Regions from separate parts of the Homo sapiens genome. Here region 2 is linked to region 1. Evidence: read pairs that join two places in POLR2A ChIA-PET (ENCODE). Cell type or tissue: IMR-90. All regions are shown on one strand. Links, peaks and the distances in the headings refer to the core of each region. The heading gives the core; the rest is flanking DNA.

The links. Peaks named below come from ENCODE experiments on the same cell type or tissue, not always from the same donor. Only the 100,000 strongest peaks of a DNase experiment are listed, where the experiment ranks them.
Region 2: POLR2A ChIA-PET joins it to region 1 with 8 read pairs; 2 of 35 experiments call an interaction of 5 or more read pairs at or near these places.

Annotation. Positions count from the first base shown.
Region 1 is chr21:35,847,147-35,852,527 of GRCh38, forward strand. No RefSeq gene overlaps it. Among named protein-coding and RNA genes, the nearest start is that of MIR802, 130 kb to the left of the region's middle. In IMR-90, for the core only: no CTCF peak of the experiment used is centred there; a DNase peak (open chromatin) is centred at 3,065; H3K27ac peaks cover 249 bases.
Region 2 is chr21:34,756,187-34,761,567 of GRCh38, forward strand. The region is part of intron 1 of LINC01426 (long intergenic non-protein coding RNA 1426); the gene reads left to right. Among named protein-coding and RNA genes, the nearest start is that of LINC01426, 13 kb to the left of the region's middle. In IMR-90, for the core only: no CTCF peak of the experiment used is centred there; no DNase peak of the experiment used is centred there.

The sequences.
Region 1 (5,381 bases), core at 207-5,206:
ACATGCAAAGTATTGTTCCTGGGGGTGTCTGTGAAGGTGTTTGCCAAAGGAGATTAACATTTGAATCAGTGGACTGGGAAAGACAGACCCACCCTCAATGTGAGTGGGTGTGATCTAATCAGCTGCCAGCGCGGCCAGAATAAAAGCAGGCAGAAGAACATGGAAAGACTAGACTGGCTAAGTCTTCTGGCCTCTATCTTTCTCCTGTGCTGGATGCTTCCTGCCATCAAACATCAGACTCCAAGTTCTTCAGCTCTGGGAACTGGACTGGCTTCCTTTCTCCTTGGCTTGCTGATGGCCTATTGTGGGACCTCACCTGGTGATCATGAGAGTCAATACTCTTTAATAAACTCCCCTTTATATCTATCCTATTAATTCTGTCCCTCCCTCCAAAGAACCCTGACTACTACAGGTGTGCTATAAATGGTTGTGAGTGGGTGGGCAGAGCACTGAGCTCAGAGTCCACAGCCAAGCATTTAGCCTGCGCTCAGCTGTGCACCTACTGTGTGTATGTGGGCAAGTCACCAGGCTTCTCAAACATAAAATAAGGCTCTTAGATCGGATTTCTCTGAGACCCTTGACAATTCCGTGTTTGTTACTTAGGGCTGCTGCTGCAACAAATTACCACAAACTGGGCAACTTAAAACACCAGAAATCTATCCTCTCCCCCATTCCAAAGGCCAGAAGTCAGGTGTCAGCAGATGTGGTACCTCCTGGAGGCTCTGAGTGAGAATGTGCTCCATGCTCTCTCCTGGCTTCTGGGGGCAGCTGGCAGCCCTTGGCATTCAGGGCTTGGAGATGCATCACTCTATGCCCTGCCTCCATTTTTTACATTGCCTACTCTGCTGTGTGTCTCTGGGTCTCAAATCTCCTTCTCATTTCTCTTATAGGGACACCAGTCGTTGGATTTAGGGCTCACCCTAAATCCAGGATGATTTCATCCTGTGATCTTTAATTTGCTGTTATCTGCAAAGACACTATTTCCAAATAAAGGCACATTCACAGGTACCAGGTCTTAGGCCTTCAACGTATCTTTTGGGGAAACATAATTCTACCCAATATAAGCTGTAGACGTCTATCAGTTACTCAAGCCTGGCTAGATATCATACAGAAGACACAACTAAGGACTACTCAAGGCTGAAATGTTTCCTTTTTTTTTTTTTTTTGAGACAGAGTCTTGCTCGGTCACCCAGGCTGGAGTACAGTGGCATGATCACTGCAACCTCCGCCTCCCAGGTTCAAGCAATTCTCCTGCCTCCGCCTCCCAAATAGCTGGAACTACAGGCATGCACCATCACACCTGGCCAATTTTTTTTTTTTTTTTTTTTTTTTTTTTTTTGTATTTTTAGTAGAGACAGGTTTCACCAAGTTGGCCAGACTGGTCTTGAACTCCTGACCTCAGGTGATCCGCCCGCTTTGGTCTCCTAAAGTGCTGGGATTACGGGCATGAGCCACCGTGCCCGTTTCTTTTTCTTTTCTTTTTTTTTTTTTTAATTACCTGTAGATCCATTTGTGGATTATTCAACTACCCTTAACTTGAAAGTTGAGTGATCTTTTTAACGTTTTTCTCTTTTCATTTCTTAAAATACTGGCAGTGAGTCAGTCTCCAAATTTCAGATACTGATATTGAACACTACCCTCCATGCTACCAGATCATTTATTTTGGTTTCTGTTACTGATTCCCGGCCTCCAAGTCCCCAGAAGCACAGCCACAGCGGCCGTGTATGGGTCCCAGCTGCCTTTTCACTCCTCGATGCCTTAAGTCCTGACGATGAAGGCAAGGACCCTTAGAAGAATCACACGGAGGCCTCCATGTTTCCTGAGCTCTGTTTAGAAAGAATCAAATCAGTCTCATATAGGCCACAAGGAGACCAGCAGTACCATGTAACCTCAGACATGACACAAAGTGTCCCCAGCACATCCCACGCAAGCATTATTTTTTAAATGCATTTGCAGTAGGGAAAAGTATTTCTGATACTTCTATACCTAGTTGTACCAAATAATGCATTTGTGCAGTTGATGGATGAGGTGAACAAAAGCAATCCTTTTGCTTCCTTGACGAATGTAGTTCTGCAGGCTTCATGGCTGGCAAAACCAATCCTATAGAACCCAATGCTTGGAGACAGAGCTCCACCAGGAAACAAGGCCAAGCTGTGTGCTGCTCTTACGTTATGTCTATTTTAGAAGTTGACTTTGGCAGAGGTGTTGACCACTGACACAATCTATCTACTTCCAGAAAAGATAAGCGGGGAGGGAATCAAACAAGGAATTGTCTTTAAATTCTCACTTGGAAACAGACGCCTTGGCTTGAAAAGGGGAGTAGAATACTAGCTTCAATGATGATGAACAAGTTGGAACAAATTATAAAGAAAATATTGAAGCTATAAATAATTTATTTTTAAAGAACCTGTGTGCTAAAATATCTCCTGACTAGGAAATTCTAAAGAATGTAAATCTCCAGATTATAGTCTATCTGAGGCAATGTTTTTCCAGAACTATTGGAATGTGTCTACATAACAAACTCAATAATCTTTTGAAGAGTTCACTGTTAAGAGGACTCCTAGGACACGAGGAGCAACGGGATGATCACACACTCATGGTTGTACCTTCAAGTAAAGAAAAATGAGAACTTTAAATCACCCAAGATGAGGAAGCTCTGTAGCCAGACTGCTCTCATTCAAATCACCAGGAATGTTTCAATCTGATGCCAGCTTTCTCCCTTACAACAGTGAATGGATAAAAAGGGGAAAACTCAAAAGGGATATTCACAGCGCCTTCTAGTTCCCACCTCAGTCCTATCTCAAAATACCTGAAAATTCTGCCACAGCCCTTTTTCCTTTACTCTAGAACGAAATGACAAAATTAAACTTTATAAAAGTTTATGAAACGAAACCTCACAAAACCTGTTACTGAGGTTCAACGATATATTTTTAAACTAATAATGTGAATTTTTCCATGCTGAAGAGTCATGTAATTGGGTCACCAAATAAAAAAAGACACAGCTGTAATAGAAACCATTTTAGGGGGGAAGAAAGTCCTGACTAATCACGAAGTGATGCAAATGCAAAAGGAAATACTTAGACTGTATTTTTACCCAGCTGAGTAGTCAGATGTTTGGAAATGCCCTGGATTTTTCGAAATATTTCCAGCTGTTAATAGCAAAACGGCTCAGATGCTTCAGAAAGAAAGAACACACACTGAAACCTTTTTTTTTTTTCCTGTGTACTTTTCTTAATTACAGCTGCTCCCTTCCAACTGCAAGAGGGGATCTAAGTGTAAAGATGTTAAAGCTTAGATGTTCACCCTGAGCTCCACACGGATTTATTTTTATGAAAATGACTGAGAAGTGCAAGCCTGGGAATACGCAGAGAACTTCAAAAAAGAGCCTGGAAAAAGTAGGAGGTGATAAAGGAGTTAGCACATTTTCAGTTTGTTTCTCTTACAACCTGTGAGAGAACCCAGACAGCTGATGGGCTCCCGGAGAAAACTCAGGTAGCTGCACTCCAGAGAGTTTGGTGAGGCCCCAGCCAGCACCAGAGACCTGTGGTGAGCTGGCCTCCAGGAGAAGGTGGTGACAGCGGCAGCCGAGTTACATGGCGCCAGATCCCAGAGGACGAGCTCTGGCAACCGCCTGTGCACTCCCCTGCAGCCTTTTCTTCAGAAGTGAAGATGGGGGAGTCTGGTCAACCACAGGTGAGGTGGCAACTCAGAGGGAAGCCTGCACACTGTCAGCTCAGCCAACCCTAATGAGGACCAGACACCCAGAAATATTTGCAGACTCAGCAGGGGCGGGAGTGAGAAGTGGAGTTGGCTGGCCTCAAACCACCACCAGCTGAGCAGGGCTCCTCAGCCAGGGTGTGTCTTCTGGGACTCCCGGGGCAAAAGGTGGCATTAGAGATGGAAATTCAAAACAGGCTGGGGGCTCTGGGGCCAGGTTTTGTCCTGGGCGACTGCTTGGCACTTTCCCCAAAACAGCACACGGAACCTGTGAAAAATGTGCTCTGGCCCCCTTCAACCTTGACCCTGAGGATTGAGGGTGGGAACTGCGGTGGGTTTGCTCAAAGTCCTTATCACCACTCACTGGCATGTGTTCCCTGGCTCAGAGCCTGTCCCTAAGAAATGGGAAGAAAATACACAGCTCCCAAGGAGCTGCCAGCAGTTCCACACCAGGACCCTCTGAGGCCAGCCTCTCTGGGGACGGTGCATGCTGAGGAGTCCATGAGAAGGCTTAACTTTCTGAAGATGTCACACTCAGCTCTTCTTAGGTAAAGATTTTTTTTTTTTTTTTTTTGAGATAGAGTCTCACTCTGTCGCCAGGCTGGAGTGCAGTGGCACAATCTCTGCCCACTGCAACCTCCGCCTCCCAGGTTCAAGCAATTCTCCCACCTCAGCCTCCCAAGTAGCTGGGATTACAGGCATGCACCACCACGCCCAGCTAATTTTTGTATTTTTAGGAGAGACGGGGTTTCACCATGTTGGCCAGGCTGATCTCAAACTCCTGGCCTCAAGTGATCCACGCGCCTTGGCCTTCCAAAGTGCTGGGATTACAGGTGTGAGCCACCACGCCTGGCCAAGATTACCTTTTTAGATTGCTAATCTGGCCATCTTTGATTAGAAGTGAGGTCAATACATAAAATGTTCCAATCAAATTCTGCAACATAATTTTTCAGTGTTCTTAAGGAAACCCTACCCATGAGCAAAATGGCATTAAGGACAATTGGTCATTCTTTTTTATTTATTTTGGGAGGAGGGGGAGAAATGAGGGGCCTTCATTGTTCCCACTTCAAGACCAGCCCACTGGTTACAAAGCAGGAGAAAGGCAGGGGCGCTCCCAGGAACCCAGGGCCATTGTTATGGGCTGAATTGCTCCCTACCGCCACCAAATCCACTGCTGAAATCCTAACCCCCAGGACCTCAGAATGTGAGCTTATTTGGAAACAGGGTTGTTGCCGATGTAATAAGTTAAGAGGAGGTCATACCGACACAGGTGAGCCCCTAACCCAACATGACTGGACTTCTTGTATAAAAGAATGCTATGTGAAAAGACAAACGCATAGACAGAGAGAAGGTGATGTAAAGACACAGGGAAGAGGTGGCCATCTGCAAACCAGGGGGTGCCTTCTTGAGACCACCAGCTTCTAGGAGAGAGGCCTGGAACAGACTCCCCCTCATGACCCATAGAAGGAACCCACCCTACTGGCACCTTGATCTTGGACTTCCAGCCCCAGAACCATGAGACAATAAATGCCTGTTGTTTAAGCCACTCAGTCTTTGGAACGTTGTCCCAGCATCCCCAGGAAACTAAGGTAGCCACATATGACTTTCATGGGCCCCTGGCACTTTTGTCTTTGTGGGCCCCATTCTCCGTAAAAAATATCCAG
Region 2 (5,381 bases), core at 302-5,301, 1.1 Mb before region 1:
AATCCCAGCACTTTGGGAGGCAGAGATAAGATGAGGATCGCTTGAGCGCAGGGATTCAAGAGCAGCCTTGAAAACATAGCAAGACCCCCTGTCTTTACAAAAAATAAAAATTAGCCAGGTGTGGTAGTGCCTATAGTCCCAGCTACTCAGGAGGCTGAGGCTGAAAGATTGCTTGAGCCCAGGAGTTCAAGGCTACAGTGAGCCATGATCGTGCCCCTGCATTCCAGACTGGGTGACAGAATGAGACCCTGTCTCTAAAAAACCACTTGTGGATCCATGATTGTCTTCAGCCTTCATCCTGCTGCTTCCCATAAGCTGTGGGCAGTTCCCAACACTGCACAAGGATTTGGTGTTGATGGAACCAAGGATGATAATTCTGTCAACAGGCAGCACCCACGAAGGGAGAAGTCCCAACGAGGTTCAAAGCTGGATTGGCACCTACCAAGTGACTCAATAGCATGATGCCTCCACTGCCTTCCTGTCCTCCCGTGTTCAGGGGTCATACTGTCTCCTGGCTTCTCTGTTCTGTGTGGTTATTGGGAGATAAAATGATGAAAGTAATTTTCCAGAGAATGATGCTGTGAGCACACAGGTGTTTGCTGAATGAATGAATGAACAAATGTGTGAATGTAACTTGTGTTAGCGTTACCCTACACTGTCGTCTCTGCCCAGAGGTGACAACAGCAAAATAATTCAGTCCACAGGCTGTTCTTTTTTTTAGTGTAATTGTCAAAAAAAAGTCCAGCTAAAAAAATTCTATTTTGCTTGTATAAATAAACAGAAACCTTATACCCCTGAGCCAAGTGGAAAATTTTCTCAGTAAAAATTTGTAGGGACAGAGAGTTTTTAAATTTATAAAGGAATTTAATAATTTTTCCAAAATTACTGAGAATTTCAAATGCCTCACCACAAAAAAATGATGAGTAAGTGAGGTGGTAGATATGTTAATTCTCTTGATTTAATCATTCCTCATTGTATACATATATCAAAACATTGCACTAGACTCCATAAATATATATTATTTTTGTCAATTACAAGTAATAATTAGAAAAAACGATAATTTCTTATGTACCCACCTGTGATATAACTATAAAGTCATTAATTTGGATTCTATTAATTTGGCATTTGCAGTAACATATGCCTGTCCAACCAATTCTTCTCGGAAAAAAATGTTCACAGTAATTCTTTCCCTGATGGAGAGAATACTGAGTCCAAAGTTTAGAAGCTTAGGGTCCAATCCCAGACAATTAATTAGCTACATGAGGTTGGAAAAGTCACAGCCTCTGTGAATCTCTTCTGTAAAACTCCAGTTTGTGAAGAGCATAAAGTTAATAAAAGGACTCCGTGAACTGTGAAGTGCTTTGTAATGTATTTAGAGTCTTTCATATAACCTAAATCAAATCGTTTATTAGCAGCTTTCTTCACCCCAAGATACATGCGACTCCCTCACTTGGTTTCAACTTCTGGGCCGAGCAATTGTTCATGAATATGCTTATCATCAGACTGTACGAAATACAGCACCTTTCTTTATCACATAAACCCTTAAAGCTAGAAAGCCCCAGGGACAATTTTTTTTTTTTTGTGAGACGGAGTCTCACTCTGTCACCCAGGCTGGAGTGCACTGGCGCAATCTCGGCTCACTGCAAGCTCCGCCTCCCGGGTTCACGTCATTCTCCTGCCTCAGCCTCCCAAGTAGCTGGGACTACAGGTGCCCGCCACCACGCCCAGCTAATTTTTTGTATTTTAGTAGAGATGGGGTTTCACCATGTTAGCCAGGATGGTCTCAATCTCCTGACCTCGTGATCCGCCTGCCTTGGCCTCCCAAAGTGCTGGGATTACAGGCGTGAGCCAGCGCGCCCGGCCAGGGACGGTGTTTTTAAAAATGTGTCTAATTATCAAAATTACCAAGAAGATATACACACTCACAGGTCTGTGTGTGTATGTCTAGGTGTGTATATATGCTGGTATGCATGTACACATCTATATGTGTATATACGTGTATGTATGTAAAGATATACAACATGGATATATAATATATACAATACACATATATTATACATGAGCATATTGCACATATACATGAGTGTATAATATATACAATACACATGTATATTATACATGACAATAATGTATACATTATAGATATACATTATTACATTGTGCATATATTATGCATGAGTATATATGTATATATGCATGCATATATAATTATGTATATTATATGTATATGCGTATGTGTGTATATCTATGTATCCCTACCTCCTGATTCACTAGATTGTGGATGGGGCTCAGGAATCTGGGTCTTTAAAGTTCCACATGTGATTCTGATTACCAGCAGTTTAGGGGACCACCCTCCTCACTTTTTACTCCTGAAGAAACAGGCTCAGAGAGCTAGTGGCATGGCTAGGGTCAGCAGCCGGTTAGAGGAGAAGCTGGAAATGGAGCCCAGCCCTCCCAATCCTGGCTCAGAGCAGGTTATCATAAACCATGCTGCCCATTGTCCACACTAACCTACTCAGAACTGAGCTCTAAAATTCTTGTTTGGCAGCTAGTTAGCTAGTCAGACTAGATTCCTCTATCATTGTCCCACGTAACCCCTTAAGGGATCAGGCAGAGCAACTGCTGCCTGCAGAGGGCCGTGAGTCCTGCCAAGGTGGCCTCTGGAGCCCTGATGCATCACCTGTAGGCAGCATCCAAGTGCCCAGACCTCTGGGGCCTGCTCCGGGCTTCCTGGAGGCAGATGGGCATCATCGTAGCAGGTGTCTTTCTCCTTGGTGTATGAGCTTTCCACGGAGTTGTTATGTCTAAATCAGATTCCAACATTCAAGAGCCTGTCTTTGGGAAGGCAATGGAAGGTCTTAAGCAGAGGAATAATAACCAAATATACCTGACCCAGGTTGTCTGGTCCATCCTCAAGTGGGAAACCAAAATGGAGGCAGGGAGATCTGGGGTGGGGGGCGAGGGGGCTGTCTCAATGTCCTGGCAATACCCTGCTTCAATATCCTCTGTCGAGGGCAAGGATCTTCTTACGGTAGGCTGTGGGCCCAATCTGGCCGGCTGCTGGGTTTTGTCTGGCCCATTAAGTAGGAATGGTGAACACTCTCGATTGATTTGATGAGAGAATACTACCTCTGAGCCCCAATGAAGTGAGATTTTATCCCCTCTAAAAAAAGAATTCATTTTTTTCTCATTAGTTGAACTGTATTTTTTTAATATCCTTGATTTTTAATAATATTGTCATATTTTAATTTTCATTAATAAAAAAGTATGGAAATGTGCTTTCACTCTTTTTATGGAAGTAACTGCTGCAGGGCATCGTGGCTCATGCGTGTAATCCCAGCACTCTGGGAGGCCGAGGCAGGTGGATCACCTAATATCAGGAGTTCAAGACCAGCCTGGCCAACATGGTGAAACCCTGTCTCTACTAAAAATACAAAAATTAGCTGGGTGTGATGGTAGGCACCTGTAATCTCAGCTACTCGGGAGGCTGAGGCAGGAGAATCACTTGAACCCGGGCAGGGAAGATTGCAGTGAGCTGAGATTGCACCGTTGCACTCCAGCCTAGGTGACAGAGTGAGGATCTGTCTCAAAAAAAAAAAATAATAATAAGTAACTGCATAGTAGGTTTGATTTTGCCTCTTGCCCTACAACACCTGAAGTATGCACTATCTGGCTCTTCACCAAAAAGGGCTACTGAGCTCTCCCTGGTCTAGGTGTTGGTGGAGAAAATGGATGGGTTCGGATGTATTTTGGAGTGAGAGCCAGTAGGACTTTAATTTTAATGCTGGCAGAACATAGACTATGCTGCAGGGTGGGACAGAGTCACTTGATCCCTAAGACAAGTCTAAGACTATGAGGGGCCATGGTCCACCACCGTCATAGCAGGTGTCTTTCTTCTTGGTGTATGAGCTTTCCAAGGAAGTGTTATGTCTAAATCAGATTCCAACATTCAAGGGCCCAACTGTATATGCGAAGGCAATGGAAGGTCTTATGCAGAGGAATAACAACAAAATATACCTGACCCAGGTTGTCCGGTGCCAGGTGGAGGATGGACCACCTGGGAACCAGAATGGTGGTGATGAGGCCCCCAACATGGCCTAGAGCAGCCCTCCCCATGGTCCCCTCTGGGTTGAGTCTCGGGCTCCTCCCATGCCCCAGCTGAGCCCATAGGTCTCCTGTGTACCAGCAGCCTGTTGACCAGAATAAGCAGTGCCTGGCACAGGCCCTGGAGGCTTCATGTTATAGCCCATAAACAACGCCGTATTTATTGACGGATGACTATCATTGTCAAGTTTCCAGCCACCACCCCACCTTCCATAGGACCAGCAGGCTGGCTCCTGGCTGGCACCAAGAGTGAGCGGCTTGGGCATTTAATCAGGTTCAGGTAACAGGTAAGGACTGGTTCCCCAGCTAGGGAAAAACACAGTGAATATTTTGGATTGAGCCATGTGTGCCGCATCTTGCTGGAGCTTGCAGGCCCCTTGGAGGCTCTCAGACGGCTCTTAATTAATTGCTGGAGCCAAGTGGGGCAATCTTGTGAGCGCTGTTGCTTTTGCTCATCTGATCCAGCCATGCTCAGGGGAGGGTGAGGAGCTGGCCTTGGATTTAGGGGATGAATGGGGTGGGCTGGGATATGGGAGGAGCTCAGTGGCCTGGCCAAGATGGTTGGGACAAAGCTTGGAATAGCCAACCTGTTTGTCAAGCAAATGGACAGGCCCTTTCTTCCAGGCAGAGAAAGACCTTGCTTCAGCTCCCTGGCTTGGGGAGGAGAGACCCAGATTCGAATCCTAGCTCTACTACTAACTAACTCTGGGACCATGGGGCAATTAGCTGCTTTAAGCTTCACTGTCTCATCTGTAAAATGCATGCAGTGATACTACCTCGAAGGATTGTGGTGGGAATCAAATGAGATGAGGGTAATGCCATGCACCATAGTCCCTGCAAGGCCACTGGGTCCCTGTAAGGCCACTGATCAGTGGGGCATGCCAACACTAGAGGCAGTGCTAACCCTAGGAGGCGGGGACAGCAGAAGAGATCTCAGGTGGGCCCATGTCCCTAAGGGGAGAACGAGCCCTGGGCACCAGGGACATCATGCAGTGAAGATGCTGGAGGTGGGAATGGGGTTTCAAGTGCCAGGGACCATCTCCTTAACTCCTCTGCACTCATGCATGCAGCTCCTGCAAGGCTTGGCAGAGCTCGGGCTGAAGAGGAAAGGCTCCTGCCTACCCAGCCATAGGTCCCCAGTGGATGCAAAGGGAACTTTTCCTTGGTCCTGGTCCTCAGTGGAACCCGTTTTGTTTCGATTGTCCCTGACCTGGCCTGTGCTCTCGCTGCACCATCCTGTGGAACACAGACACCTGGAGAGTCAGAGCTGGCTGGAT